Regions from separate parts of the Homo sapiens genome. Here all the other regions are linked to region 4. The links are chromatin loops, found by intact Hi-C in ENCODE. Cell type or tissue: dorsolateral prefrontal cortex. All regions are shown on one strand. Region 1 overlaps RYK (receptor like tyrosine kinase). Region 2 overlaps RYK (receptor like tyrosine kinase). Region 3 has its middle 12 kb from the start of ANAPC13. Region 4 has its middle 5.5 kb from the start of LINC02004. Region 5 has its middle 12 kb from the start of MIR4788.

Evidence for each region. A loop is a pair of places that touch in the nucleus more often than their neighbours do. Peaks named below come from ENCODE experiments on the same cell type or tissue, not always from the same donor. Only the 100,000 strongest peaks of a DNase experiment are listed, where the experiment ranks them.
Region 1: it touches region 4 in a loop (4-fold over the local background); 22 of 110 quality-filtered maps call a loop at or near these places.
Region 2: a loop joins it to region 4, with 5 times the contacts of the local background. A loop is called at or near these places in 104 of 110 quality-filtered maps.
Region 3: it touches region 4 in a loop (7-fold over the local background); 109 of 110 quality-filtered maps call a loop at or near these places.
Region 5: a loop joins it to region 4, with 5 times the contacts of the local background. A loop is called at or near these places in 18 of 110 quality-filtered maps.

The regions. Positions count from the first base shown.
Region 1 is chr3:134,195,817-134,200,816 of GRCh38, forward strand. All of the region lies in intron 6 of RYK (receptor like tyrosine kinase), which reads right to left. Among named protein-coding and RNA genes, the nearest start is that of RYK, 53 kb to the right of the region's middle. In dorsolateral prefrontal cortex, CTCF peaks have their summits at 2,038 (motif pointing right) and 2,242; no DNase peak of the experiment used is centred here.
Region 2 is chr3:134,210,589-134,215,588 of GRCh38, forward strand. It overlaps RYK (receptor like tyrosine kinase), which reads right to left. Exons shown (of 15, transcript NM_002958.4): 3 at 920-1,019. Among named protein-coding and RNA genes, the nearest start is that of RYK, 38 kb to the right of the region's middle. In dorsolateral prefrontal cortex, CTCF peaks have their summits at 1,443 (motif pointing left), 2,507 (motif pointing right) and 2,723; DNase peaks (open chromatin) are centred at 1,419 and 2,503; H3K27ac peaks cover 387 bases.
Region 3 is chr3:134,471,791-134,476,790 of GRCh38, forward strand. No RefSeq gene overlaps it. Among named protein-coding and RNA genes, the nearest start is that of ANAPC13, 12 kb to the right of the region's middle. In dorsolateral prefrontal cortex, a CTCF peak has its summit at 2,351 (motif pointing left); a DNase peak (open chromatin) is centred at 2,311.
Region 4 is chr3:134,305,584-134,310,583 of GRCh38, forward strand. No RefSeq gene overlaps it. Among named protein-coding and RNA genes, the nearest start is that of LINC02004, 5.5 kb to the right of the region's middle. RefSeq lists a silencer at 2,884-3,178. In dorsolateral prefrontal cortex, CTCF peaks have their summits at 2,959 (motif pointing right) and 3,176; DNase peaks (open chromatin) are centred at 2,998 and 3,524; H3K4me3 peaks cover 559 bases; H3K27ac peaks cover 2,374 bases.
Region 5 is chr3:134,447,486-134,452,485 of GRCh38, forward strand. No RefSeq gene overlaps it. Among named protein-coding and RNA genes, the nearest start is that of MIR4788, 12 kb to the left of the region's middle. In dorsolateral prefrontal cortex, CTCF peaks have their summits at 1,980 (motif pointing left) and 2,180; a DNase peak (open chromatin) is centred at 1,976; H3K27ac peaks cover 1,226 bases.

The sequences.
Region 1 (5,000 bases), 110 kb before region 4:
GTGCCTGTAGTCCCAGTTACTCGGGAGGCTGATGCAGGAGAATCGCTTGAATCTGGGAGGTGGAGTTTGCAGTGAGTCAAGATTACGCCACTGCACTCCAGCCTGGGCGATAAAGTGACAGTCCATCTCAAAAAAAAAAAAAGTATCAAATTTGGTTCAAGTTTATTTAAACACAATACATTTTGCTTCTTCTACTTCCCCAATCCCTCCCTTTCATCCAACTTCTGGGAAATCTCTAGTACTTGAAACACTACACCATATTCTCTAAATAATACAGGACACCAAGAAGATGATAGGTTCAAATAATTGTAAACCTTGTGTTCAAGATTACTGCAAAGTAATGCTGCTCAAGCATGTAGTTTTGTCTTTTCAGTGGGGAGAAACCTTGTCTCGTGGGTACATTTCGGTCTCACTGCCTTAGTTCTTATAATTTTGCAGCAGTGGAGACGTGAAACATAGAAATTCAGCATGAAGGGTGAAACCAGATAGCAGGATAGGTCTTTCAATGCCTCTCTTAGCTACAGGATCAGCAGTGCCCAATCAAGTCTCCAACTTTCCTTAATATGCAAAATCTTTTAACTGACCACTTCCCACATAATAATTCTGTATTTTCAAAAACTGGTGATTTAAAAAAATACATAATAAAGCTGAGTGCGGTGTGAAGCCTGTAGCTGCAGCTATTTGGAAGGCTGTTAGGCAGATCACTTTAGTCCAGGAGTTTGACGCCAGCCTGGGCAACATAGTGAGACCCTGTCTCTGAAACAAAACACACACACACACACACACACACACACACACACACACACACACACGGCTGCTATGTAATCTATAACATTTATATATGAATGTTTATCAATTTCAAGAGCCCATACACAAATCTGAAAAATGTAAATATATAACATCCAGGCAATGAGGACTGTAAGTCTTTATGTAGCCTTTCTATGGCTAATAATACAATATACTACTATCTGCTATTGTAACCAAACATCTGTAGAAAGTCATAGCAAAAATTAAGATAGAAATGTCCTGCAATAAACATTTGGAGAGCACTTATAATATGCAAACCATTCTGCTCAGCACAACCATAGATCTCAAGATACATGTTTGCCTAATGAAATGCCCCCCCAGCATGCCTTCCCTGAAGATGTCCATCATTTTAGGTTATCTATTAGATTGGTGCAAAAGTAATTGCAAATTGCAGTTTTTGTCATTGCTTTTAATGCTATTGCTTTTAATGACAAAAACTGCAATTACTGCACCAACCTGATACTTCTTCTTGTGATGCTGCAGTTAGCCCTGTTTCTCCAGCAACTCTGCGAAGATACTTTGCAACTCAAAGAGACTATAATAAAGATTCATTAGGCTATCATCTGGTCAGAGTGCTGGAAGAGCTTCTTTGGCTCAACGTTATTACAGAATTGATCTATATGAGTTTATAATGCAGTGGGTATAGGTCAATATAGAAAAGAGATGAAGAGCATAAACCGTGAAGTCAGAACTGCCAGTATCATCGATTACTAGCTGTACGGCCTAGGACAAACTATTTAATCCTCTGGAACCTCAAATTCCCGTGGACAGAGTGTGCATAACACTATCCTCTGATAAGATTGCTAAAACGATTACATGAAAAATAAATAAGTAAAGCATTTATTGCCTAGCCCTCAAACATATCTTTATAAATTATTGTTACTAATTTATAGTATACTACTATAGTTATATTAATTATGTGAATATTATGCATCTCCAGTCGTTAGAGCAAAAAGGGATTACAGGACTCTGTTTTACAGTTGAGTACCACTCAAAAATCAAACCAGATATCAAAGCTGTTAGAAGTCCAGACTTCAATAATGGGGAGGGAAGAGGAGCATTACCATCCTCAAAAGGGGAGGAAATAAATGGGATTAAGATAATCTACCTCACAGGATTTTTGTGAGGCTCAAATTGTATGAGATATGTGAAAGTACTTCTTAAGTATTATCTGCAACCAACATCACTGATGACTAAGTGCACAGACACAGTCTCTCCATTAACTTAACAGTAGGTGGCACTCTTGTGCTACCTCAGAATTTTTGAAAAGACTGTAGGCACACAAAGGCGTTACAGGGACATCTATGTCAATTTTTCATTCCCTCAACAGATATTAAGTGGGTCCCTAAAATAAGCAAAGCACTATGCTAAGTGGTCAGAACGAAATTTTTTTTTGAATCCAAGACTTACTGTTATGATAGAAGCAAGAAGCAATTAGGGACCTACCCCTGACATCCATTAAAGTCAACACCTACATAGCTATATCACAAGAGGTGGAAAATGAGATTAAAATGTATATTTGCTAGCACTTAATAGTTTATAGCCAGTCTAAATAAATTATCAATCTAAATAGATTATCTCATTTGATTTTCAAAAGCAAGTAAAATTATGTATGGAGATACTAACCCTGTCTTAGAATGAAGTCAGAACTTTGGGAAAGATCATAATTTTCCTTCAAAACACTGACAACAATTTGTACTTTTCTATTTTTCTCTGTAACTCCACTTCATCCATTCATTCCACAAATATTTATTAAGTATCTACTACATGTCAGGTACTGTACTGGGTGCTAGAGATACAGCAATGAATGCAACAGACAAAGACTGTGACCCCTACATTCCAGTAAGGATTTTTTTTGTTTAATATCTGTCTCATCCAACCAGACTATAAACTCCACAAAGGCAGGACAAGTGCCTGTTTATTCACCTCTCCTTCCCCAGCACTTATGCCAGTACCTGGCACAATAAGCCGCAAGTGGGCCAGAGTGAGCCCCAGTGACAGCTCAACTAACACTGAGTCAATCAATGAACAGAGAAAACCACGCTTCCCTGGGACAGAAAACATAAACCAGACAGAATGGTCATTTCTGGCACAAACTATTGTGAAAAAAGCAAAGAATGATTGGTAAAACAAAATGGTTTTTTTCCTCCCTCTATTCATTGGTTATTCAACCAAATAGTTACTGAGTATTTTACTATGTGTCAGACAGTTAGGCATTAAATATAAAATCAAAGATTTTAAAGGGAAACTCTGTCACCAGTAATGGCATGGGGGCGGTGGTGGGGATAATGGAAACTGGAAGAGAAAAATTAAGATGCTGCCAGATGACAAGTTCAAGCATCCCACAAAGGAGTAATAAACTTTCCCACAGTCACAAACTAACAGGGAAAGACTACAGTAGAGACACGCTGCAGACCAACCCCTCTGCAGGACTTCAGGGTGAATGTAAAGAGAAGCTCTGCCTATCCAGGACAGACTCATCAGGCGTAACAAAGAGACTGAAAAGATCAATTTGCAGTGTTGAGAGAGGGAAAGCCACACACATGAGCTCCAACTGCCCTGGCATGGGCATATCTCAGGCAGTGTTAATTCTCTGCCTCTAATGAGATCTGTTTATAACAAGCAGTGGCTCCTAAGTGCCTGGAATGGAAGAACACTACCATCCCTTTCTAATGAATTCCACGGAGCCATGGGCTCCATCTAACCTCACCAGACTGTGTGAGGATTAACGGAGTTCATGAATGTAAAGCACAGGGAACAGTGCCTGGCACACAGCAAGTGTTTTATACAATGACAATAGTGGATTATTAACACATAGCTATTACAACACTGAGTCCCGCCTGCTCTGCCCTGCTCCTAGAAGAGCAATCCTGAAAAAGTTATTTAATCTCTTCAAGCCTATTTCTAGGTGGCTGTGTTAAGATAATACATATAAAGTACCTGGGGTACAGTACTGGTAAACAGAAAACACTCAATAAATGGTAATCCCAGTGGCCCCTATGCAGAGAGAGAAGCAGCAGATGTCTCTTAAATGCTGTTGGATAACTGGATGTGAGCTTTCTGGTCACCACTGTTAGCTTGCCTGGCAGGTAATAAATAATTGTTAATAGGACAGGAAAGGGCAGAAGAACTTTGTCCATCACTACTAGTGAGAGGTGAAGCTGGCTGGGCTTCTGGGTCGGGTGGGGACTTGGACAACTTTTCTGTCTAGCTAAAGGATTGTAAATGCACCAAACGGCACTCTGTGTCTAGCTAAAGGTTTGTAAACGCACCAATCAGTGGTCTGTGTCTAGCTAATCAGGTAGGGGACTTTGAGAACTTTTCTGTCTAGCTAAAGGTTTGTAAACGCACCAATCAGCACTCTGTAAAAACAGACCAATCAGCACTCTGTAAAACGGACCAATCACCACTCTGTAAAATGGGCCAATCAGCTCTCTGTAAAATGGACCAATCAGCAGGATGTGGGTGGGGCCAAATAAGGGAAAAAAAGCAGGCCACCCAAGCCAGCAGCGGCAACCTGCTTGGGTCCCCTTCCACGCTGTGGAAGCTTTGTTCTTTCGCTCTTCACAATAAATCTTGCTGCTGCTCACTCTTTGGGTCCGCACTACCTTTATGAGCTGTAACACTGCGAAGGTCTGCAGCTTCACTCCTAAAGCCAGTGAGACCACGAACCCACCAGGAGGAACGAACCACTCCGGATGCACCACCTTTAAGAGCTATAACACTCACTGCGAAGGTCTGCGGCTTCACTCCTGAAGTCAGTGAGACCATGAACCCACCAGAAGGGAAGAAACTCCGGACACATCTGAACATCTGAAGGAACAAACTCCAGACACACCATCTTTAAGAACTGTAACACTCACCGCGAGAGTCCGCGGCTTCATTCTTGAAGTCAGCAAGACCAAGAACCCACCAGAAGGAACCAATTCTGGACATACTAGCATATTGCAACTTTATTAAAAACTTCATAAAATGCCATTTACTATACGTAGGGCTCTGTTTTAAGAGCTTACTGTATTTCATTAAAACCTCACAACATACCTACTAGGTGTGTATTTCTGCTTTACAGAGGAGAACTGAGACACACATAGGCTATATAACTTAATCCATGTAGCCCATAAAACTAGTAAACAGAATAGCCAGGCTTCAAACAGAGATGGTCTGGCTCTAGAGTCCGTACTCTTGACCACTAG
Region 2 (5,000 bases), 95 kb before region 4:
AGTTTCACAACACTATTGTGGCTGATACTTTCAATTTTTAAAAATATCCATTTCTTACAAATACCACAACTTCAAGAGCCTAAGAAGTTAGCTCAAAAGCAGTTAAATTGGTGTAAATAATACACTTATTCATTTACTCAGACTGTACTGAGTGCCTATCCTGCACCATACTCTATGCTATGCATCAAGGGAATTGCTAGATATGTAATCAGTGCAAAAACAGTTAAATATAAGGTTCTAAGGGGTAGGAAGAATAGAAGTTAACAAATGAAAGAAGAGAAGGTGGCAGAAAAAAGACAGTGCAGATCTTGAGTCTTGCAGAATGAGTAGGATGAATAGAAAGGAGTTCACGAGCAGAAAGAGGAAAAGATGATCCCAAATACTGAGACCAGCACATGCAAAGGCTTGAAGATCAGAACTGCATGTAGTCTGGAACTGCTACAACTCTGGGGCAAGTGCAGCAACAAGGCTAGACAGGCAGGCAGGGGCAGATGGTAAAGGATCCAGGACACAAGGTGGTGAGTCTGGAATGTTCAGTTGATGGGAGTGGAGAGCACTGATGGGCTTCACGTCACAGGGTCAAACATGACCGTGCAAAGATCATCTGGGCCACAGGGTGAAATGTGGTGCCTAATCAAAGGGAAACAAGATCAGGCACAGGGACTCATGTGGAGGTAAGTACCAGCAATGCAGAAAAAGAGACAGGGAGGGCGGAGCACAGAGAGTTCCAGAAGGACAGAAAAGAGAGAATGGTTTAAGAACACAGTGCAAATATTTACAAAAATTACTTTTCACAGTACTCATACATCTTATGCCTATCAAGTAATACACACTACACATCAGTAAACTTCTGTTTTGGGGCCATAGGGGATGCAGTTGAAAAAGTATGTTAACTCTGTCTTTGAAGACTCTTACTTACCTGATAAAGTGCGTGGAACTTCCCCCTGAACAGAAATGTTGACCTGGGGCATATCCATTGCCAAAACATTGTCCACTTGGAATCCCAGCTTATATTCAACCTGTAAAATAGACAAAAATAAACAAAATGGACCTGTGATAACAAGAAGGATACTATCAGCTTGACTTCATTAATTGGCTCATTAATCAATGGATGAGCCTTTCATATGTACAAATAATCTAGCTATAAAAAAATGCAAATTGTCAGAAACAGTCCTAAGAATTTTCAATTGGATAAAAATTCAACCAAGTAAGCCACCCTCTATTTTAAGTCCACAACAGGACCACCACTCTTCCATAAAACCTGCCATCTAGGGTCAGAAATCCTGCTGAGAACTATGCAGCACTGACAGAGAGGCCATGGAGAGCCAGATATGAAGAACCAAAGCGGTGAGATATGTAACTGACAGACCATAAATAGCTACCAATGCCTTCTCTGGTTGATAAATGAAAGCCAAGCTCGGAGGGCCTCCTTGTGGCTGGTGGAGGAAGGTCTGCTCTGCAGACCCACTCACACAATAAGCAGATTCCAAGGTAGATTTCTCATAGAATATCTAAGTCACATCCTCTAGTCTTGCTCTCACCAAAAAGAAAGTTCATGTTTAGATCCCCATTTGACCTCTGGATCTACTTCTTAAGTGATTCAGAATCCAGAAGGGAAGACAGGCAACCCATGAGATGTCTCTAAAACACCAATGTTATCTATCAATACTTGGCCTACCCAATGTGGCTTAACAGAACCAATCAGCATCAATAATTAAGGCTCTGTTGCTATGGAGAGTTCATGAAAGAAGCAGCTCAAACTGCAAAGCAATAGCTGAAATTCAGAATGGCTGCCAGCATCAAGACTTTCAATGAAGCCCTACAGTTCACATCACTCTCTGCCCTGCCCACAGGTTCTTGATAACTATGGTATCCCTCTCTCATTCAGTGGTCACAAAAGGTATCATTGGTGGCAGACTGAGATTTGCAGAGCCACGAGGCAGCAGGTTGGGAAAAGAGTGAGAAGAAAGATGTTCGATAAACCATTCTTCAAGAAACTTAACTAGAAGAATGGGAGACAGATGGTGAAGTGGGGGGTGTTCCAAAGCTTTTCTTTGTTTTTAGATGAGATATTCAAATATGTATATATGCTAGTGAAAAAAGCTAACGAAATGGTACATAATAAAGATGAAAGAAAAGAGGGAAAGAGTATCATCCCAGATATAAGGGAAGGGATGGCCCTTACGCTTGGGCTAAGGTGGAAGGCGTTGTTACCCATGAATAAGAAGGGCTCAGTCCAGAATTTGATTCCCCTTGGGGTTTCTCCTTTCACACTCTATTTAAAGTGTCTTAGCTAAACACTGTAGGGGTATGCAAACATTAAACTCTTCCTTTGCAGTTAAGATAGGTACGTAAACAACTGTTAAAGGCTGTGTTTGATAAGTGCCACATTCCCAACAAAGGAAATGTTCTTGCTGCAGCACATCAGTGACTTCGAGGTACCTTGGCTAGGAAGTGTTCACATTCACCTTAGCATATCACAATACCATTGCTGCCACCAGGGGGTGCTAGAGAGCCACAGCCAAGCAAGTTTGGGCAGGGAATGAGCAAGCTCTCCAGCAATACATCAAAGAATGCATTATACATCCCTACACCGATGCTATCTCTGAACAGGACCATACATGAAGGGTAGGTGCACAAAAGAAATCAGCACCGCCAGCAAGAACTGGGTTTGGAACCATGAGACCATGTGACTCTTAGGTAAATTTGTAACTTCTCTGAGTTTCCATATTTTGTAAAATAAGGGTAATACATGTTATGAGGATCAAATAAGATCATTAATGCAATACATACTGTTAGCCTGGCACAAGTCTCCTCTGACATCAGCAGCATCAGCAGTCATTCCAGAACAGCTACCTTATTGCCATGCTGCACTTCTCCATAATCATCAGCCCACTGCTGGCCCCAGGGATTCTGACACAAACCCTCCTGGGTCTGTCAAGAACACTGTTGCAGGCCTTCTGTTTTTTCCCCATTCTGAGAACCTCCCTATTCAGAACAGCCTCCTACACTCTCTGCCTCTTCACAAATGTCTTCCCACCTTCTCCCACAACCTGGCTTTCCTCAGAAGTCATCTGTTCCCCTTCCTATCATTCAGTTCCTACAACACCTGACCCTCAGGGCCTAGACAGTAGGGTCGGCACTCTTTAGGATCACTAGGTCCTTCCCAGACATCCCTTCCTCATGCCCTCATGCAAATCCCCTCTACTTTGAAGTTTATAACTTCTTTTTTTGAGACCGAGTCTCACTCTGTCACCCAGGCTGGAGTGCAGTGGCGTGATATCGGCTCGCTGCAACCTCCACCTCCTGGGTTCAAGCGATTCTCCTGCCTCAGCCTCCCGAGTAGCTGGTGGGACTACAGGCACACGCCACTATGCCCAGCTAATTTTTGTATTTTTAGTAGAGACGAGATTTCACCATGTTGGCCAGGATGGTCTCGAACTCCTGGCCCCAAGTGATCCACCTGTCTTGGCCTCCCACATTGCTGAGATTACAGGTGTGAGCCACCGCGCCCGGCCGAAGCTCACAGCTTCTACTCATAATGGCTACTTCTCATGCCATCAACACCAATAAGCCACACAGGACTTGCAGAGGCCTTGGTCTCCTGCCATGTTCTCCCTGGCTTCAATATTCAGTATTCAATATCCTGACACGCTAAAGAATTACTTCACTACCAAAACAAATGCAAAAATGCCATTCTATCAAAGATCCCATCACCACCTCTGATTCCTACAAAACTAGTTCTCTGATTCCATCACTCCAAGTCAGCCAACATTTATGAGGCACATTTATGAGCCAGGTGCTGTGTTCATAGCAGGATGCAGCAGCCAGTTAAAGCCACTTCCCTTCTCTCCAGTATAGCCGTGAACACCTAGTTTCATGTTCTCCACAGCCCAAGCCCTAAAGAAGGCAACATTACTGACAGTCATATTGGCACCTTCAGCTGGTTGACTCCTTCCAAACCCTCAAAGGGCAGCTCTAGCATCCTGACCACCCCTTCTTACTCTACTCCTGCTGCTCAGCACTGCTGAAGGAAATCCATCCTACAGAAAAGGAGCTCTTACACAACAATGACCTCCAGTCTCAGGGGAGGCCCTTAGTTCTACTCAGCAATCCCTTCCTCACTGACCCTCTTTTCCCTCGTCTTATTCCAACCTTACAGGCCTTCCCCACCTCCTCACACTCAATGTTTTTGTCCCTTTCCACTAGTACAGAGGAACCCCATTTCTGCCTTTCTTTTCAACACCCCGGCAGATCTATTAGAGCATCTATTCTTTTCATTCTAGTCCCAAGGAAAGGTCCATTTTCCTCTCCAAATGTAAATCCTTCAATCCTAGTACACTAGGGTTCTAGCCCATTTCACCACTGATGGGATATCTTAATCGTCAATTTCTCTCACTCTCTTTTACCTTCAATCCCTCTCAAGTGTCCAATTACCTACTAGGCAATTCTATCTAATTATCCTACAGCCTTCCAACTTAACAAATTCAAAGCCACACTTACTATTTCCCCAGAAACTTGCTGTCTCCTTTATTCTAGGTCTCAGTTATCACAAGGAGAGAAGGAGCAGACCAGAGACCAGAACCCCAAAGTAAGCAGAGAGGGCCTGGCAAAGGGGTCCAGGGCCATAACTGCAGTTAAAAAAGCAGCTAAGACTGGCGCCTGAGCATCTCAGTGTGGCAAGGTGAAAAGGAGGAGAGAAGGGAAGGAAATGAGGCTGTGAGTGTAGCTGGCCAATGAGGGCACAGGGAGAGGTGCAAAGGGCTGAGGAGGAGATTTGAGAAGGCAGCCCCTTTGGTCCTATCAGCAGCTTAGAGGAATATGAAGCATGAAACTGTGGAAGCCTCCTTGCTGGCTCCTTTTTTGAGGAACTGTCTAAAAATGGGAGGCATTCACAAGGTAGTTCTCTTTTCCCTCTGCAGTCTTTAAGATATAAATTTTAAAACTGCAGTTTCTGGGATTAGAGAAGAAATTGCCAATTATTGAAGTCCAATTTTCTC
Region 3 (5,000 bases), 170 kb after region 4:
GCCATTAGACTGTGTGCCACTTCAAGTGAGTACCACTCTGTGGGCATGGTGGAGGGGAAGAGGGGAACTGCTGGAGACTAAGATGACAGGTGGGGAGGAAGCACGGGCAGAGATGCCAAGAAGGTAGAAGAGATCATGCATGGGCAGAGGAAAACCCCTTTTGCCTTTGGGTGGTGGCAGCACGATAAAGGGGATCTGAGTCACAGGGAAGGCGTGGAATAACTGGGATGGGTCTGTACGTCAACCTCTCCCCTACTTCCTTTGGAGTCATTTGGTTGTTTTCAAATTCTCCACCCTTTGCCTGTTCCCCCCACCCACCCCCATCAAATCCGGTTTGTGTGTGGTGTGCGTGTGTTTGTATACACACACAGTTGGCTCTTGGTAAGAATAATATTAGCTGAAAACAGGAAATTGCAATTATCTGACTATTTTTGATGTATAAAAACAGCTTTTTCATATGGTTCAACCCAGTTGGTAAACTAAAATAAAAATCTAGGTGGAAATCCTTATAGTAATGAGCAGAACTAATGAAGGAATGGGGTAACCACTGGTCCCAGCTCTGTAGTTGTGTTTCTCACACCTGCAGCACTCAAGAGGCTCGATTCTGCAACAGCTGCATTGCTGTGACCAGGGTGACAGAGTGCAAGTTCATATAGTAGTTGGCTAAGAGCCAGATGAAATTTAGGCAGGGACATGCCCTGAGATTGGGTGATAACCTCACCTCAAGTTCTGTACCTCTCCTTCCTCCCATGGTCAGTGAGGCTAGTTTTCAGGAGGCAAAAAAGACAGAGGGTTCAGTTGAGCTGAGGAACCGATTTCAGCAACTGCCTAGGAGATCATTCGAGGACCTGAACCCCTGTCAGGACTCTGGCAAGCCCGGGGGTCTGACCCAGCATTCTCCCTGTCGCTCCTCCTGGCCCTGGTTGCTTTTCTGTCACCCCAAAGGCCAACACCCACAGTCCCTTGAATTCTCACTTCTAAGGTGAGGGCATTTGCTGGGTTTAGTCACTGTCCAGCATGGAACCCTGATGGATACCATAGATTCAAGGATCAGCTACCCAATTTATGGGGCCAAGTACCAAATGAAAATGTGGGTTCCTTGTTAAAAAATTATTAACACTTTCAAGACAGCAAAAGCGGAGCATTATACCAAATGCAGGCCCTTTTGAGTGCAGGCCCAGGGCAACTGCCTTGCTTGCACGCCTGAGCAGCTAGCTGGTCCAGGCTGGTTCCGGTGCAGAGGCCAGCACCATCCATCATCTGGGCCAGGAAGGCCACAAGGTATGAAGTCCCTTTAGGAGACCACCCAGCTGCCTTTTCAGGCCTGCCACTACCCAGTCTTTCCTCGAGAGCTCACTGATGGCGTATGGCACAGTGAGAGTGAGAAACTGGTGAACAAATATAACTGTGGGTAAAGCGGGGCCAAATCAAGAAAGGAAGCTTTGAAAAACAGTCTTTTCATGGAATTAACCTAAATGCCCACCAATGGCAGACTGAATAAAGAAAATGTGGTACATATACACCATGGAATGCTATGTAGCCATTAAAAAGGAGATCAGGTCCTTTGCAGGAATGTGGATGGAGCTGAAGGCCATTATCCTTAGCAAACTAACGAAGAAACAGAAAGCCAACACTGCATGTTTTCATAAGTGGGGGCTAAATAATGAGAACCAATAGGCACAAACTGGGGAAAAGCAGACACTGCGGCCTACTTGAGGGAGGAGGGTGAAGGAGGGAGGGGATCAGGAGAAATAACTACTGGGTACTAGGCTTAGTACCTGAGTGATGAAATGATCTGTATACCAAACTCCTGTGACAACAGTGTCCCTGTATTAACAAATCTGTACATGAATAAGAGTTTTTGTTTTGTTTTTTTTTTTTTTAAAAAGAAAAACAGTCTTTCTAGAGCCTAATGGATTATTCCTGGATGATGCCTAAATTATCCAAACGATTTCATGCAAAGATCTGGGAAACAGCTTAATGAAAGAGCCCCAGGCCTGACTATAAGTTGGGGACACAGGTGGGCAAAATTCCTGGTTCCAGACCTCTTTTTCTTTAACCAAAAGTTCTGAACTGCCCTCAACTTTTGGGTGCCCTCACTTTGCCCCCGACAAAGCATGAGTGGGGAGCCCACTAGGTGAGCTGCTCAGTCCAAGCCTGGCTGGCCAGAATCCCAGGAAGGCTGTGCTTTCCTCACATAACCGCTAGCTAGCACTTTGGGCAGCCCAGGTATGCAGAATCACTTTCAAGCGAAAGATCACACGTATTGAGAATCTTCAGCGTTCAGAGCTAACAATCAGCCAGTGATTCAAACTTTCTAAAAGGAATTGAGCGCCCCCTGCTGGGTATTGTAGCATTGACATTAAACTATCCTCTCAAATGCATCAAAATCTGAAACTACAGAGATTTAATCTCGTATAAAATCCAGTGACAACAGGACTCATGGTGACAACATTATATATGAGTTTGATAAAAGGTTGAATCTTTAAATGTTTCATGACTCCCATGCTCCTATTAAAAATGCTTCTAGTTCTTTATCTCAATTTTAGAAACAAGGTACACACTTTAAAGTTCTAAGTATTCTGGTAGGATTTTCTTCCCATGTCACAGAAAGTTTTACAGGAAAGGTAACATGGTCCTGGGAGAGGACATGGGTTTTGGGATCAGACAACCTAGGCTGGAATCCATTTACTATTTGAATGACTTGGAATAAGTCTTTTTTTTTTTTTTTTGACGGAGTCTCACTCTGTCGTCCAGGCTGGAGTGCAGTGGCACCGTGTCAGCTCACTACAACCTCTGTTTCCTGGGTTCACATAATTCTCCTGCCTCAGCCTCCCAAATAGCTGGGATTACAGGCGCCCACCACCATGCCCGGCTAGTTTTTTGTTTGTTTGTTTTTGTTTTTAATATATTCTTAGTAGAGACGGGGTTTCATCATGTTGGCAAGGCTGGTCTCAAACTCCTGACCTCAGGTGATCTGCCCGCCTCAGCCGCCCAAAATGCTGGGATTACAGGCGTGAGCCACCGTGTCCAGCCTGGAATAAGTCTTTCAATGTTAACTTGGAACAAATCATTTAAGTCACCATCTCCTGATCAATAAGGACAATGCTATCCACCTAAAAGGTGAATGTCAGGGCTGGAACTCATGTGTTTAAAGTGCATAGAAGTGCTTGATTAACCATCGTGTCATCGTTACGATACTATTACGATGTGAGTCTAAGTTGGGTTTCAAAGGATGAGCAGCCCCTGGACTCAGACCTTGTTTCCAGAGACTAGGGGCTGTAACTTTAGTCCTGTGTCTAGCTCAGAGATCTAACCCCTGGGTCATGAGGGCAGTGCTCACACTGGGCAAGTCTGGACAATTCCACCTCGAACAAATATTTCAAGTCCTTCTACTTTTACCTCTATCTTGCCAATCCAAACTACCATCATTTCTCACTTGAGCCAAAGCAAAGCTCTTCTAATTTTTCTTTCCACTTCTATTCTTATCTCCAAAGTGATATATACATATATATATATATTTAAATCCAATCTGATCAGGCCACTCTCTCTAGTTAGAACCTTTCAATGACTTAGAAAAACTTTTTTTAGCCAGACACCTGCCTACCCACCTTGCTTATAATGCCAGTCCTACCTCCTGGCTTTATGCAGTTAGCTCTCTCTGTAAGCAATCCTCATCTCCCAATTCTTTCCCTTATTACTACTACTCATCCTTTGGGTGTTGGGTCACAAGCTCAAGGAGGGTACAAGAGATAGCACATTTCTTTTTTTCAAAGCAAATTAAGTCCATTTGGCCTCACTCTGCTGCACTGCAAGCAGAAATTAATTCTGTGGTCCCTGGGGTGTCCTTTCCCCTTCTTAGGGTCTTGCAAGCATTTAGGACACTCATGAATGACCTGGAAAAATGGGTAAAGACCTCTACTCTTCAGTCTATCTGGGTCGTTGCTATTATCTTCACTGCCAAGTCTGAGGGGGCCCTTGTAGGAGGGGGTTCCAAGCTTGGAGGTCTTTGCCTTTTCTGGAAGACTCAGTGTTGAGGTGCAGGTTTCCTCTGGAGCACCCAACAAACCATGAAACTCTGAAGTTCACCATCTCACTGTGGTACTGAGTGGAACACAGCTTTCCACTACTCCTAAGAGGTTCCTGTCTGCAGACCCTCTTCTCTCCCACCCTCCCCTGCTTCCCAAACAAGGACTAGGGTTATTATTAAGCATGTCCGCTTCCTGATGTGCACGGGAAGCACACAGGACCTGGTTACTTCCTTGGAGATTGGAAAAAAATTCAGAGAAAAAATTAGTATTTCAAATTATGTGCTATAAAAGCTGCTAATCACAAGGTCTCCCTTGGATTATTCAATATAAATCAGATCCCCTCCAGTCACATTCTCCTATACTGCAGCAGTACTGTTGGTACCCATTCCCCCAGCTACTGTGTATTGGCTGTCAAAGGCTCACAGCTGTGAGAAGAGATTTTAGTTATTCAGTGTTTCCAGAGTTTCAACAAGGGATACGGACACAAGCAGCCGAGGCTGCTTCTTACAGAGTGTCCTCTGGAGAGGCGTGTCACCTGGCAATGCCTGGGAGGTTATGCTGTCACTGGGGGATTGTGGGAGGGGCCAAGCCAATGACTGACCAATTCATACTCAGTACAAAGGCCTAACCCCTTGCCTCAAGGTGAGAAAACTCTTGGCATCGTCATGGGCCAGAAATCCCACTGGATCAGACTGAAGCTAGACTTCAGCTCAAACCACATCTTGGCTCAGCTTCTTTCCCTGCCCTATCCTGTTTACCTTACAGGACTCTTCTGAAAGCACCTCAATAAATCACTTGCACAAGAAATCTCTGCCTCAGGCTTGGCTTCTGGGAACCCAACCTAAGTCACATCTTTTATTTTTCCTTCCTAGCATACGCCCCAAATTGAAATCATGTATTTGTATGGCTAATGGTTTAATGCCTGTCTCCCCAACTAAAGGCTCCATGAAGGGAGAGGCCACACTTACT
Region 4 (5,000 bases):
TTTTTTTTTTTTGAGTTGGAGTCTTGCTCTGTTGCCCAGGCCGGAAAGCAGTGGTGCTATCTTGGCTCACTACACCTCCGCCTCCTTAGTTCAAGCGATTCTCCTGCCTTAGCCTCCCAAGTAGCTGGGACCACATGCGTGTGCCACCACACCTGGCTAATTTTTGTATTTTTAGTAGAGACGGGGTTTTACCATGTTGGCCAGGCTAGTCTCAAACTCCTGACCCCAGGTGATCCACCTGTCTCAGTCTCCCAAAGTGCTGGGATTACAGGCGTGAGCCACTGTGCCCAGCCTCCCTAAACTTTTAAACTGTTATTTTCCTGGTACTTACTGCCGTACTTCTCAACTCTAGATGTTATCTTTTGATTTCCTATCATTGGAAGACAAAGATTCAGTGATAACACCACCACCATGTCCCTACTATCATTTTCTGCATCCTGCTATGATAGTTATGTCCCAACTTTTTGTTAAATTGTTACTATTTTTTGGATAAACATGTGAGCTCAATTCATGGTTGAGTCCAAAAGTCCATTATGATTATGTCTCCCTTTATTTTTTCCTGGAGTTAATAGTTGTTTGTTTATTTATTGATTTGTCGCTTAGTTTTTATGTACCTTCTAAACCCTCCTAATGGAAGTGAAAAACACTTTTGAATTTGGAAGAGCCCTTGTCCGTGAACTGGCTCCTTCCTTTGTTTCTCTCCTTCTTGAGGTACAAGGACAGAGCCAAGAAAGACTGATTAGAGTGTTAGGCAGACAAGAGAGTCAGGAAAAGGGTGGAATGTTTCCAGGTGCCTGACAAGGAAAAGGGAAAACAGATCCACAGGGATCTAGGGAGCTGGAGCTTTTGAAATCAGTTGTTTGACCTCAGAATGTCTCTACAGAAACAGCGTTTTCCATGGTGGGTGGTTCCCAGCTCGTCTCCTACTCCAACTCACTCCCAAGCTGAACAGCTGTACAGGACCTTTCCAGAAAAGTTGTAAGACTGGGCCGGGTGCGGAGGATCATGCCTGTAATCCCAGCACTTTGGGAAGCCAAGGCGGGCAGATTGCCTGAGATCAGGAGTTCGAGACCAGCCTGGCCAATGTGGTGAAACCCCATCTTTACTAAAAATACAAAAATTAACTGGGCGTAGTGGCATGCACCTGTAGTGCCAGCTACTCGGAAGGCTGAGGCAGGAGACTCTCTTGAACCCGGGAGGTGAATGTTGCAATGAGCGGAGATCACGCCACTGCACTCCAGCCTGGGTGACAGAATAAGACTCAAAAAAAGACTGTAGCAGTGTTGTTTTCCAAGTTTGCAAGAAAGTAGAAACATTGAAGCAGCAACAATTTTGCATTTACCTTGAATGGCAGTGCTGGAGGCAGAGGGAGTATTAATGTTTTGTGCTTGGTGGAGATAGCAGTGGGCCAAAGACAAGCCCTGCATCCCCCTAGAGGTGAATATGGGTGAGATGGACAGAAGAGAAAAAGAATCCAAGGGGGAAAGGAGATTATGAGAAAGGAGAAGCCTCAACTGGGCAGAAGCCCTTCCCTGACCTTAGTACCCAGCCTTCTCCACCCCTGATTTTGCTAACCCTGCCCAGCACATAGTAGGTGTTTAATAAGTAATATAAGTAATAGGCTCTGTGAGGTCAGGGCACTTCTCAAGGGTGTGAGGATGAATATCCACAAGTCAGAAGTCTGTAATTTAGGGGTGGTTGGGAAGCACAGCAACAAATGTTTCACGTATTTTGATCTTTCAATTCACCTGTGCAGATGCGTAAATTCTTCTGGATTGCGGAAGAACTGATTGTTCCCTAAGGGCCCTGTTTGGGGTTGGCAGATCTTGCGTACCTCTTCTGGGCCACCAGACCCTCTCTTTCTTCATCACCAAACCCAGGAAGGGCTCATATCCCGTTCTGCAGGTGTGGGTAGGAGAAAGCTGGGGGAACACCCAGGGGTTACTAGCTTTTAACAAAACCACATTTTAGTTGGCTGGAATCCTAGTCATGAGCAGGGATGATTACAGAGGGCTCACCTCACACCTTGTCCTGGCTTCAAATGGACTGAGTGGGCCCAAGCATGTTCCAGAGAGCTTAGTGGTGATGCAACTCCCGCAGGCCACCAGAGCACAGAAATCCTTACTCTGCCTGGGCCTGGCTTTGTGTGTTTTCAGTTGTTCTGTCCTGGTGGCTTTGGGGAATACAATTCTTAGTCCTCAGAACACCAGCCTACACTAACTCTGCTGTTTAACACTTGCCTCTGTTTGAATGTTTTGTGATAGTTGTTTGCTAAAGTTTGTTAACCTTGCCTTGCACATATTAGGTGATCAATAAGTAATTGTATGAATTAATAAACTCTGATCCTTTCTCAGGGTCTAGCTCTGCAATATGCCTGGAGAATAAGTGACACTGCTTCCCTGCTGTCACCACTCCTTCCCTCTGCGATGTATGCTGAGCACCTTCCAGAGCGCTCTGCATTTCCATGGGGAGGGTGCTTGTGCACACACACACAGGCTCGTACTCACTACACCTGTCCAGGACGTGTTCACTGCTCCTCCGTGTGTGTTAGCTCAGGAACAGGAGAGTTCCTGTCCACAACCTCTCACTATCTCTCCAGGTCTGTGTCTAGAAAGATGTTTCAGTTGCCTTTCAGTGTCTGCAGGCATCAACATCAAGCGTCATGACCAACATCATAGCAGAGGTCCTGCCTATGTGCTCGCCACTGTTTACTGCTTTTCATTTATCCTTTCATTTGCTTCTAGCAACAACCCTAAAAAGTAGGTCTGATTATCCGATTTTAATGCTGAAGATACTGCGACTCAGAGAAGCTAATTTGCCCAAGATCACACAGATGAGCCCAGATACCACCCCAGGTCTTTGCAACACATCGCTGTATAAATAATTACGCCATTATACTAGAGCATCAAAGCGAGTTCAGCAAATAGTAAAGGAAGGAGCCGGGGTTCTGAGGCACTACATGTTAGGGCCACCAGGGGACGCTGTTTCTCTATACTTGGACCAGGAACGCAGCCACTCCCCTGCAGACCTCAGGAATGCAGCCTGAGTGTGGCCTTGGGAACACAAGGGAGTCCCACAAATTCACACCCAGTAGGGCCCACCCCACCTTGCTTCAGCACAGTCTTCAGCCCACCCTCACCCCCACAACTTGGCAGGGGAGCATGGGGAGGCTGGCGGTTGCAGATACCAAAGTAGAAGTCTGAATTGGAACATGTGATTCTTCTGCTCTGTCAGAAATTCTTCCAGTTGTGGGGCCTGGCCGCCTGATTTTCAGGGAAATGGCTAACTGCTGGGGCGCTTCTGATAGCAGAAAGCTTTTCAGAGATGGGCTCCTGGGGTGAGAGGATCCTGGTTAGGTCAGTGGCCTCCAAATTGGGATATGTAAGATGATCTGTTGGGGGTGCAGGAAGAAAATAACAGAACCTTTATGTGAGTATTTATAATTTTAATCTAAAAATAAGAGCTGATGCGGTGGCATGGGTCTGTAGTCCCAGCTACTTGGGAAGCTGAGATGGGAGGATCGCTTGAGCCCAGGGGTTTGAGGCCAGCCTGGGCAACATAGCGACACCCTGTCTGTAAAATAAGTAAATAAATAAATGACAATGTGACTTCATTTTTTTTTTTTTTTTTTTGAGACAGTCTTACTCTGTCGCCCAGGCTGGAGTGCAGTGGTGCAATCTTGGCTCACTGCAGCCCCCACCTCCCTGGCTCAAGAGATCCTCCCACCTCAGCTTCCCAAGTAGTTGGGACTACAGGCGCCCGCCACCACGCCCAGCTAATTTTAATGTTTTATATTCAGATTGGTGCTGGCTCTGTCACTGGTTTGTATTTCAAATAGTACTGAGTCGGCAAAGTGTGTGTGGTGAACTGAGAGAAGAATGGGGGTGCCCTGACAGGAACAAGCCTCAGCACAGTTGGCTTGCTCCTGCTGGATAGGATTTCTGCTGGATATACCAAACCTAACTAGATAACACATAACTGAACCACAGTCATCCTCACGGAATTGACAAGTAACTTCTAAGGATTCCTATGAAGAGTCCAAGGTTTGATGGTAAAGCGATCAGTATCTGCATGTTCGAACCAGACGAAGATGCCTGAGCTGCCACTTCCACTTTTTGTGGGGACTCTTAGCTGCATTATGACATAAAAATGACATTCTAAACAGACCTTTTAGGGCACTCATCTCCCAAATTTAAACCTGTCAAAATTATTTGAAATTATATCTATTATCACTTACAATGAACCTTGCTGTAATAATAAAAAATCGCTGTGCCTTGATACAGTAATAGCCAGTGACAGCAGCACAGGTACATGGTATGTCAGGGGTGCAGGCCAAACCCTATTTGGGGGTGGAGGCACAGATCAAAAGACCACTGGAGTATGCCGCAGCCAACAGTTCAGCGTTCCTGTCTTTACCATTCTTAGTTTGTTTTGGGCCAAGGGCCTGAGCTGTTAGGTTTGTGAAGACTTGCTGACATTGCTTAAGGGCTAGGCATTGGAACTATGACCCTTGGGGACTTTGGTTTCAATTCCAGTTGAGGCATTTCAAGTCAGGTGGTTTTTGTTTGTTTTTGGTCTACTTTACAAGTGTCCAATTCCTGTAACAGAAAGGAGGGGAGGAAGAGAAAAGGGAGGAGGAAGGGGGTGGGAGCCTTCCACTGCGTGGTGCTCTGTGGCACTCCCTGGAGTGTCGACTTTGTGGGCATTTCCCCATCTTGCACAATGGAGGGGCCTCCCTCTAGATCCCGTTCCTTAAGTTCTTCCTTTCAGGGGCAGATTTAAAAATCTCGTGGGATTTGTCTGAATCTTGACAGAAAGATGGTTCTTATTTATTTTCTTATTCTGAGACAGGGTCTTACTCTGTGAGTGCAGTGGTACAATCACGGCTCATTGCAGCCTTGACCTCCCTGGCTCAGCGATCCACCTCAGCCTTCCAAGTAGCTGGGACCACAGGCATGTGTCACCACGCATGGCTAATTTTTTCTTTCTTTTGTAGAGAT
Region 5 (5,000 bases), 140 kb after region 4:
CTTTTCCTTTAAAGCTGAGAAAAATGACATTTCAAAAGGGTCATGTTGGGGGCAGACAACATGTTTGTTTTGAAAGGGACCACTCAGCACTCCCACTGATGATGTGGGAAAGGAAATACCTGCTCTCTGGGCTGAGGGTGTGCCATGGAGATTCCTGGAGATTGGGTGGGGTGAGGGTAGACAGCCAGATGGAGGGTGTGGGGAGAGGGCCCTGTCCTTGGAGGATGTCTGGGAGCTGGGTGGAAGCCAGTGCAACAGGGACTCTCAAGACAAGGTTGGGCCTGGGGCTGTCTCAGGATGTGCTTGGAGCAGCAGTGTGGGAGGGATTTCTGAGCATGGAAGAAGGGCACAAAGCGGGAGCCAGGTCCCCAACCTAGGACATGCAGCAATGCTCTGGTGGGGCTCGGCCACAGCCGGCAGCAGAGATGCCCTCACAAGGACATTGGGCAGAAGGGGCAGCAGTGCTGGGGCCAGCGGTGAGCAGGGAGACTGGAAGCATGTCTGCGGCCTTGCTTCAGAGCCCATGTGGGATGGCACCTGGGAACCCCCAGAAACATCTGGAGAGCGGACCAACAGAGAGCCCAGAGTCTCTGCATTGGGAAGGCAGGGACTCACAGTGCTTGGCCCACAGCTCACTGAGGCACCACACAGAACAAGGCAAAGGCTGATTACGAGAGCAAAATATGTAGCACCCAGTGTCCACAGGTGTGTTTACAGAACTGCTGCTGTGATTATCGTCATTGTTAATGAGCTATCATAGGAATGTTTTCATGAACTGTGGCCCAATTTACGTCGAACTTTTTGTTGACTTCTGCTTGGTTACCAGAGTGCCACTGTCCAGGCCTTTCCCTAACATTTGTGGGGCCTACATCAAGAATGCAAATAGAGGCCCACATACTTTAACATCATAAATTCAGCCCACAACCAACTTCAGGAGCAATGCGAATTATTTAATTTGAAAATCTTCCTCACTCCATATACAACTATTATGAACACAGCACTATATAATGAAAGCCTCTGGAGGCACACACTGGAACATGAAGAGAAGTTAGGAAACGAGTGCTCAGCATGACTGGGAAAGTATATTCTGTTAATGTCATGCCAGGCCACCTATTGCATTCATGCTGACAGGAAGGACTGGGCAAGTTAATTTGTCTTTTCTTGATCTAAGCACTTCCAACTCCAACTACGCACGCTGTTCCTCTCCAATGTTACAACATCACAGCATTCAGACAGTTGGTTTTGTTTTGAGGACACAGAGCAAAAGCTCCAGAGATGAGTTTTCCTGGTCCGTAACTGGTGCTAATTGAGAAAATGAATGTAAGGTTTTGTGTTTATAATATGTGGAGTGCTTGAAAGCATGGGGCCCTTCTTGCTGGGTCAGCATTGTTTTATTTCATCTAATTTTAGCTTTGGACCTTAGAAATAGACATTTCAGTTGAGTGTACTCCTCAGTGCATGACACAATATAATCTTCGGTGTGTCCAAGGGCCTCTTAACATCAGACATAAACTTCAGGTTGAGTTTTTCAAGAGATGAAGGGAACTATCACGTTAAGCTAAATGAATTGCTAAGATGATGATTCTCCTCTATTTTGAGAAATACAACTTAAAATGAATTTAAGATAGTTCAGCTTAACTCTTGAATTTTCAATCAAAAACAATTTTGAGGTTTTTCCTCAATATCAGTTAATAACCTATCAAGGATCAGAAGGACCAACCCCATTGGACATCAATAAATATTTATAGAGGTGAGTGTTTGGATTTCATGGGAGGAGGATACAGGGAAGCAAAGAAGGGGTGCCAAGCTTGCAGGCTGGCTGCCTATATGTGAGAAACAGGGGGTACAGCTTGTCTTATGTCCCCATCACTGGCTTATCCACTGTGGCCTTCCCCAGCAGTCAGCCACTTCTCTTCCTCCTGGCCGGGATTCTCTGAGTTAGGCTTGCTGGCCTTCCAATCTCTGTGTTTCCTGCCCCCTGCTGTCCATTCAGCTGGCACTGCTGGAGCCTCAACAATGTTTCTGGTGTCTCTTCCAACCCCAGGGGCCTGCCTGTGCTCTGTTGTGCCTATGCCTTTATCTCACCCCTACTGTACCCCCTGGAGCCAAAGGCTGTGCTTATAGAGACACTCACCTTGGTTATCAATCATGGAATGGAACACTGGGAGTGAGCACACCCGCATAAGCCTGCCATGTTGGCAGCCAGTGGAAGGTGCCACTCAGTTCTCCCTCCGAGGGAACCTTGTGATGAGAGTGTAGTGAGCTGATGGCCACCAGCTGCGGCACCTTCAGGGTCTGTTGCTGTGTTTGAGCAGAGGCCACACTCTCCTGGGCAGCAATGGCCAATGACTGTGCACAGCAGAGGCACTAGGGCCTTGACAATTTCTGTGCAATGCAGGATTTCTCTAATGAGTGATCTTGGTTCTAGAGCTCCCTCTTGGGCTGGCTGAGATTTTCCGGGGGCTGTACTGCTCTGAGGCTCTCCGTACCCACACACACCTCCTTCCTTCCCCATCTCCTTTTGCAAGGATCAGGACTGCATTGCAGTTTGAAGGCTCTTTCTGCCTCCTCCTGCTCCTTCTTCCCTTTCAATCTTCACAGTCATTTCCCCTAATAAATCTCTTTGCATTTCTAACTCCATCCTGCCATCTGCTTCCCGGAGGACCTGAATTGACCCAACTTGTGAGGCAGTCTGTGTTAGAAGAGCCATGTGTGGCTTTTCAATTGCTGGCAGAGAGGGAAAGAGTGGTTTGAGGGTAGGGTGGATCAGCAGTGGCCCGTCCAGAGCCACTTCCCTGTAAGAGCACTGCTTGAGCAGGAAGTGAAATGGGGCAAAGTGTAATGGGGCCCCTTGCTTGCTATATTCCCCTAGGTCTGCCCCCTTTTCTGTAAAGAATATAGACAGCCTGGGATCAAGTCTGGTGCTCATCTGCTCCTTTGGCCGTTATTCACCCCCAAGCTCCACTGCTTTTACAGGATCTTGCAACAGGTGGAGTGCAACTGGGAAGACACTGGCAGTGAGGCCCTGTTTTCATTTGGCTGAATTTCCTACACTGAATTCATATCTGTTGCTACTTATTTGTGCAAATATCTTGTCAATGTCTATCTTCACCCTCAGAATATAAGCCCCATGATTAGGGGAACCCTGACTGTCCTATTCAGAGTTGATTCCCTAGAACCAAAATGTTGTCTAAAACATAACAGGTACTCAAAAATATTGCTTGATGAATAAATGAGTGGGTGAATGCAGGGTAGACCATATTCTTATTCTTCCAGCAGCTTTAAAAACAAACCAAGAATTATATTTTGGTTTGTTCCAACAGTTGGGATGCTGATTATCCCAACAGTTGAGTATTCTAGCCAAAAAATATATGTCCCACATATATTTTTGTAAATGTAATGGGCACATTCCCTGTGGTTCCTGTTTTAGAGCTGTCATCTTGTCTTCAAGATCATTTTCTTTTTTCCCCATGTGAAACCTGTTTCCACATCCCCTGCACCCAGACTTCCCCCAGGAGGCTAAAGCCAGCCCTATCTGTGTTGGGTAACTTATTTAGGGTGTCTGAGATTACTCCTAACTCCAGGAAAGCCTGTGAGATGACATTCCAAAGAGCACTCCCCCACTGTCTTCTTTCATATAAATAATTACAGGCTCTTCTTCCCAAGGTTCTGAAAAAACTTCCCCATGGGCCAGAGTCCCTTGGAAAGTGGTCCAAGCCCACTGTCAGCGAGGTACAGTCACACATAAAAACCGTCCTCTGTCACTTTTTACACGCATGGGGCAAGCCCACAAGTAACCATTTGTCAATACTGAGAAGAAAAACAATGGTCAAGCTCAAGAGTTAAGTCCATTCAAGACTTGCTGGGTGATATGGTTTAGGTTTATGTACCCACCCAAATCTCATGTTGAATTGTAATCCCCAGTGTTGGAGGAGGGACCTGGTAGGAGGTGTTTGGATCATGGGGCGGATTTCCCCCTTGCTGTTCTTATTACAGTGAGTGAGTTCTCACGAGATCTCATTGTTTGAAAGTGTGTAGCACTTCCCACTTCACTCTGTCTCTTTTGCCAGCCATGTGAAGATGTGCTGGCTTCCCTTTTGCCTTCGGCCATGATTGTAAGTTTCCTGAGGCCTCCCCAGAAGCAGAAGCCTGTACAGCCCACAGAACCTTAAGCCAATTAAACTTTTCTTTATAAATTACCTGGTCTCAGGTATGTCTTTATAGTAGTGCAAGAAGGCACCAACACACTGGGCTTTCACAGAGTGGGGGAGGGAGGACTTTTCTACTCTTATGTCTTCACCAAGGAACAAAACAGAAACTGTTTGCTGAAAAGGCAGTAAGCTGGGATGGTTATTGCTGAGCCATGGCTCCTTTGAAAAATAGGGTTAGTTGGCTCATGTGGAATGTATTATATGTGCTCACAGAGGGGGCTGGGCTCTGGATAAAGTCCTGTGTTTCCTTCCCACCTGGTTACCTCAGGACACTGAGACAACTAAAGGGCAAGTTACCAGACCAGGGATGAGTCCTTTCAGCAAAAGAGTCTCTCTATCTGAGTCTCACTCACTTGTGTACTCTGTCTGTCTTCCAGAAAACATTATATAGAAGGAAAGTTCTCCAAGATCAAGGCAGGAAATAGTATATTCATTCAACAAACACTCATGACATGTGTTCCATGTGCCAGGAATTGCTCTAAGAGCTGAGGATGCAGCAGTAAAAAAACACATGACCCCTGTTCTTGTAGAGCTTGTGCTTTAATGTAGAGGAAAGACAAGGAAATAAACTAGCAGCAAATAAAAGGAAAAAGCAATTTCTGATAGTAATGAGTTCCAGGAAGACAATAAGACAAGATAATGTGATGGAGAGGATGGGTTCTCTTTGACTTGAGACATGGGTTAGTGAGGGGTTTGCTAATTTGGATTGGTAGTCAGGAAGTAGTGCAAGAAGGCACTAACTTCTTGCACTTCTTCACCAAACAGGTGCCATTTGAGTTAATACCTGAA